Linked DNA regions of Homo sapiens: region 1 is linked to region 2. The links are chromatin loops, found by intact Hi-C in ENCODE. Cell type or tissue: PC-9. All regions are shown on one strand. Each heading gives the region's core, and the rest is flanking DNA. Links, peaks and the distances in the headings are about the cores only.

What was found. Peaks named below come from ENCODE experiments on the same cell type or tissue, not always from the same donor. Only the 100,000 strongest peaks of a DNase experiment are listed, where the experiment ranks them.
Region 1: a loop joins it to region 2, with 3 times the contacts of the local background. A loop is called at or near these places in 4 of 110 quality-filtered maps.

Annotation. Positions count from the first base shown.
Region 1 is chr18:12,836,697-12,839,620 of GRCh38, reverse strand. PTPN2 (protein tyrosine phosphatase non-receptor type 2) reads left to right here. Exons shown (of 9, transcript NM_002828.4): 3 at 2,730-2,830. Among named protein-coding and RNA genes, the nearest start is that of PTPN2, 46 kb to the left of the region's middle. In PC-9, for the core only: no CTCF peak of the experiment used is centred there; DNase peaks (open chromatin) are centred at 410, 1,290 and 1,710; H3K4me3 peaks cover 1,875 bases; H3K27ac peaks cover 2,500 bases.
Region 2 is chr18:12,743,237-12,746,160 of GRCh38, reverse strand. The region is part of intron 1 of LINC01882 (long intergenic non-protein coding RNA 1882); the gene reads left to right. Among named protein-coding and RNA genes, the nearest start is that of LINC01882, 4.7 kb to the left of the region's middle. In PC-9, for the core only: CTCF peaks have their summits at 1,614 and 1,817 (motif pointing left); a DNase peak (open chromatin) is centred at 1,860; H3K27ac peaks cover 48 bases.

The DNA of each region.
Region 1 (2,924 bases), core at 279-2,778, 93 kb before region 2:
GTGTGGTTTGGTTGCTTTTGTGGTATCCCATGCAAAAGAGTTTGAACTATCTTCATTTTTCTCCCTTTACTGGATCCTTTAAAAGAGGAAAGGGTGAGATAACCAGACTTACAAGGATGGTAAAGTATAGTGGGCTTTGGGGCTTACTTATACAGCCCAAAGGTTATGGGATGCTGCTGTTATGATAATCTCATGTCAGAGGTTCCTATGGAAGAGGAGAAAGGATGTACCTTTCTGTGTGTTCTCATTCAGAAGTCAAAAGTTTGTTTTTTAATGATTAGTTTACAGATTTGGGGCTGACTGATAGTATCTGGGCAGGGAAAAGAGACCTGTGACTCAGGTTGTTAAGGGAACCTGTGTATATGCTCTCACAAACTCGAAACCGTGTGTTGTGATCCTTAATTGGAGAAGAGGTAGTGCCCTTCTTTGTTATCATCACTAAAGAGTATAAATTATAAAGTCACAGTTTCTCATAAAGAGGCTTTGATAGTTTCACTTCCTGAAATGTGTATATTCACAATCTTTTGCAATAGTTATTTTAAGGTGATGTGTTTTATTTTTTTCTCTACTGCCTCTTCGAAATCAAAAAGTTATATATACTTTTTATTTTATATTAATCTTTTTCAATTTTTGTTTTTATAATTTTAATGTATTTTAAATTTATTTTAAAGTTTTATTTCTCCTTTTTGCTTTAATATTTCTTCCTTTTTAAATTGTTTTTCATTTTTCCTTTGTATGTGTTTTTCTTAAAAGAACAGAAGAATTAAAATAATATCTAGTGATGTAGGTATTTCAGTTTTGTTTTTAATCAGCCTTGAGAAGAAAATACAGGCTCAAATAACATTTGTAGTCAGTTCTAAATAGCTATAGAGTTTTCCCAAGGATTACCTTTCTTTTTTAGTATTATCTGATAACAAAATAAAAAAAAATTTTCCTGAGAAAATTCACCGTTCCTTTGCTTTTGTTGACTCTGTATATTAATGTTAAACAGGAAGCGAGGCCACTGCCAGGGGCTGAGCCCTGCAGACCCAGTGCCCTGCAGGTAGTGCCCTCCTCCCTACTGCCTCCCAGGACTGGATCTGGGCTTTTCTGGTGTGTGGTTACTGTGCTTATAGAGCATTGAGGTAACACCTCGTGCATATTTTACAGATAGAAGGAAAATAGCAGTGAATTTTAGTTCAGAGTCCTGAGGGTGAGGTATCAAATACTCTGGCTGAAGGTCTTTCTCTAGGTTTACTTCCTGCATAGCTGGGCAAGGGTGTGGGGTGGTGCCATGTGGGGTAACCAGATTCCCAGCACCCTGTGAGGTGGACCTTCCCGGGTTTTATGGATTCCTACCGCATGTTAGCTAAATGGCTGTTTTCAGTTGTGCAATAGATATGAGTAGCCTTTGGTTAGTGTTCTTTCTGTGATTACAACATGAGGAAATACATTCCTTTGGTGTGATATTTTAGTGGAACTTTAATTTTAAAATCATGTAGTTTTCTAAAACCAGGCTTTCTTTTTTTGGTATGTTGTCTAGGAGATATGTGGTCTTTATTTTAATTAAGTTGCTGACCTTTTTACTATTTTACATAATATAACAGTTAAAGGGTGATTAAACTGTTTTTTAAAAAAGTGATTTTTAAAAAAAAGTGCTTGTTGACATCATCTTTCTGAGAACACTAGTATATGTGATTTACTATAACAAGATCTTAGTTTTTCCTGTTGGCAAATGACATGTAATATTTACAGAGGTCTTGGGTTCAGTCCAGCAGAAACATCTCAGATAAATTGATGTGTGAAACTAAAGCCATTTTACATTTTCTTTCATATGGAGATAATATAAACAGTTTTTTCATTTAAAAGTAAGGAGAGACTGGCTATTTAGTATGGATTTCTTTGAGAGGGACAACTTGTAATAGTATGCATTCTCTAGAGTTAAACATCAAACACCATGTTTTTAGTTTTATAATTCAGTGATATGCATCCGGCAGTTGTGTGTTGAGGATTCTGAGTTAATTCATGGGCTTTTTCTCCTGGTGTCATGCTTCTCTTGCTTTCCCATCTAAATGTATAAGGTCACATTTTGTATTTCACATATTTAAATTAGCATAAATTCTCAATCTATGAGATTTTTACTTTTAAAAACTAGAAATATCTCTAAACTGTTAACAGAGTCTAAGTAGTGAAGTATCTTCAGTGGTCTTTTAAAGAATACAGTTGGAATATTCCAACTGTCTTTAAATATTTTCAGCATTTAACCTAAACACAGTTCAGTGCTAAAATTTATTTAAATATAGTGGAATTCTTATCTGTTGAGAAATGAAGAGGTTGAAATATAGTAACCTCGGAAATCTAGTCTCATCTATTTGAGACCAGTTATCGTTTTGTAGGTAGACCAATCAATTCTTAGGTACCAAGAATCTGAATGATCCTTTTACTTTTAGGAAGGTAAGTACTTTATTCATTTAACTATGTTTACTCCTGGTCGATTTTTCAAGTCACAATGGCTAATGTGCTACAAACAGAAGTGCTTCCTTTCCAGCACTATAGTAATAAACAAGATTGCATTTTATACTCCTTACAAAAAAAGTAGAGAATAGTTTAGGATTTGTCTCAACTCTATTATGATGCTAATTCATTTTTCTTATTTCTTCTGTCTTTTTATAAATACCTAGAATATTAATATGAAGATAAAAACAGTAATTTTGAAATGACAGTTGTGGTTTATCATTCTCTATTTTCAGATGATCACAGTCGTGTTAAACTGCAAAATGCTGAGAATGATTATATTAATGCCAGTTTAGTTGACATAGAAGAGGCACAAAGGAGTTACATCTTAACACAGGCAAGTAATACGATACCACGCAAATGTCTGAAAATGATGTGTTTGTGCTTGTTCTGCTTTAAATCATAGGTAAAAGTATATCTTGACTTCTTTT
Region 2 (2,924 bases), core at 309-2,808:
GTACACCACCACACTTTGCGAATATTTTGTATTTTTTGTAGAGACAGGGTCTCGTCATGTTGCCCAGGCTGGCCTTGAACTCCTGGGCTCAAATGACCCTCCTACCTTGGGCTCTCTCAAAGTGCTGGGATTACAGGTGTGAGCCATCACAGCCAGCCTAATGCCTTGCTTACGATATCCTTGTAGATAAGTTACACACACATTTCAAAAAGCAATGCCCAGTCTTGGACTGTCTGCTTCAGAAGGATGATCTATTTTAGAAACAGTCATGGCTGACAGAGGCTCCTAAGGCCAAGTTTCTTAGGTCCCCATTTTGAGCTCCACTCTTCATTAACTCTTAATACAATTTTAATAAATACACTTGGCTATTTTGGTTTTCCACATAGCAGATTATATGTGACAAACTAAGAGGTGGGGGACTCAGGAGGGGAGGGGAGCTGGGAGAATACGGGGCTTGAATGGCCAAGTAGCAGGACCTGCTGCTACATGCAAAATGACAGTTGGAGAGCAGCAGTCTCGTCATCGTCATTCATTTATTCATCACATATTCATTAAGCAAGTGATACATACAGGCACTGTGCAAACACACTTCGCCAGCTAGGGAGAGAAAAACTGATCAAAGAGCACACAGACAATCCCATAGGGATTAAAATACAACACAGTCAATAATAACAAAACATAGGTTTCAATATCCCCTGCTTTAGAAGCTGAATCTCTTGAGAGAGATTTCCTTCCAGTGGTTAAAAATGAAAAGTGTTGGCATTTAAATGAGTATCAGTTATTTGGAAAACTCTCATAACTAGGATATTTCATTGCCTAACTACACCATTTCAGGGTATTTTAGTTAATATGCAAATTGCTAACAGCTGTGAGAACAAAACCACCACTGCATCATCACAATGGACCGAAGATGCCGGCGGGTTTTGCTGAGCTCTCTTAATTAAGAACTGCTATGGAATTTTTTTTAAAAAAGAGTATATATACATATATAAAATTTACAGAAAATATTATTGAAAATACTTATATTCACAGAATTTATTATCTTGGAAAAACAAATATTTTCAGAGCATCTAAATACAAAGCATCTCCATTCAAAGAAACTTTAAAAAAATTGTCGGCTGGGTGCGGTGGCTCACGCCTGTAATCACGGCACTTTGAGGGGAACCAAGGTGGGTGGATCACCTGAGGTCAGGAGTTCGAGACCAGCCTGGCCAACATGGTGAAACCCCATCTCTACTAAAAATACAAAAATTAGCCGGGCCTGGTGGCGGGTGTCTGTAATCCCAGCTACTCAGGAGGCTGAGGCAGGAGAATCGCTTGAACCTGGGAGGTGGAGGTTGCAGTGAGCCAAGATCGTGCCTTTGCACTCCAGCCTGGGCAACAAAAGCAAAACTCCGTGTCAGAAAAAAAGGGTCATTTTGTTTGTTTCAGTATAGTTTTAATCTGTTTAGAATTTTAAATTGAATTGCTGCCAGATAAATTAAGCTTCGTCCTCACCTCTTATTTCCTTTTACCTGATTTACCTTTTCTCAAAGGAAAGAGACAATTATATTTCTGCCAGCAGTAATGATTTTTTTCCCTACGAATATACAATATCCTTTAAAAACCATGTCATCTCAAGGTCAAAGAAAACAAAAACCAATGAAAAGGTGGAAGAGGGAATATAAGATGTAAAAATCTTATTTAGGTTAGAAACTACTCAGTAGAGTTAACTTTATAATCTGATATACCGTTCTGCATTGTGGAAATAACATACAAAATGCTTAGACTTTCATAAAGAAAAAAGAAATAGAACTTATGCATCAAAAGAGAAGATAGTCAAACAGTTCCCTCTACTGGAAGGTTTAATAGGAAGCTGGACATGCCATATTCTTTCATACTGTGATTCACAGAAAAGTCAGAGAGCGTTCAGCAAACTGGAAATGGGTCACTCAGGAGGAGGGGCATAGGGTAGGAAGGACCAGCTAGGAAGCAGTTTATAGTGGGACTGTATTCATCACTTATATAATTAAATAATTTTCAAAAGCAACATACACAATTCTATGTAATTTTTTTAAAATGCATATATATGCATTTATATATGTATTTTCAAAAGTTTGGGTAGTATCACACCAGAAGGTTAACAATTTTTAACTCTGGCTATAAGGATTATGGGTGATATTTGTATTATTTTTATATATTCTTTTGAACTATATTTTCTGAATATCTTATAATAAGCATGCATGCATCTCTCTTGCTCTCTTTCTTTTTTTGAGCCAGAGTCTTGCTATAACGTTGAACTCCTGGGCTCAAGTGATCCTCCCATCTCAGCCTCCCAAGTAGCTAAGGATTACAGGCATGCACAACCATGTCCAGCTAATTTTTAATTTCATTTTACTTTTTGTAGAGATAGGTCTCACCGTGTTGCCCAGGCTGGTCTAGGACTTCTGGTCTCAAGCGATCCTCCCACCTTGGTCTTCCAAAGTACTGGATTACAGGTGTGAGCCACCACACCAGCCTCAGGCTTATAATTAGAAATTGATTCTATTTATCAAGAAAAAGTGTTTAAAGTCTGGTAAAAAATTAGAACATAAAAGTATTTTCTTTCAATGAAAAGAATCTCATTTCAATTATTATTTTTAACATACTCATTATCTGCTTTTAACAGTTATTTAGTTAAGAGTTTATTCCCTAAGAAACAAATATTGCAGGGCGGGCACAGTGGCTCCACCTGTAATCCCAGCAATTTGGGAGGCCGAGGCAGGCAGATCACTTGAGGTCAGGAGTTTGAGACCAGCCTGGCCAACATGGCAAAACCCCGTCTCTACTAAAAATACCAAAATTAGCTGGGAGTGGTGGAGGGCACCTGTAATCCCAGCTACTTACTTGGGAGGCTGAGTGACGAGAATCACTTAAACACAGGGGACGGAGGTTGCAGTGACCCG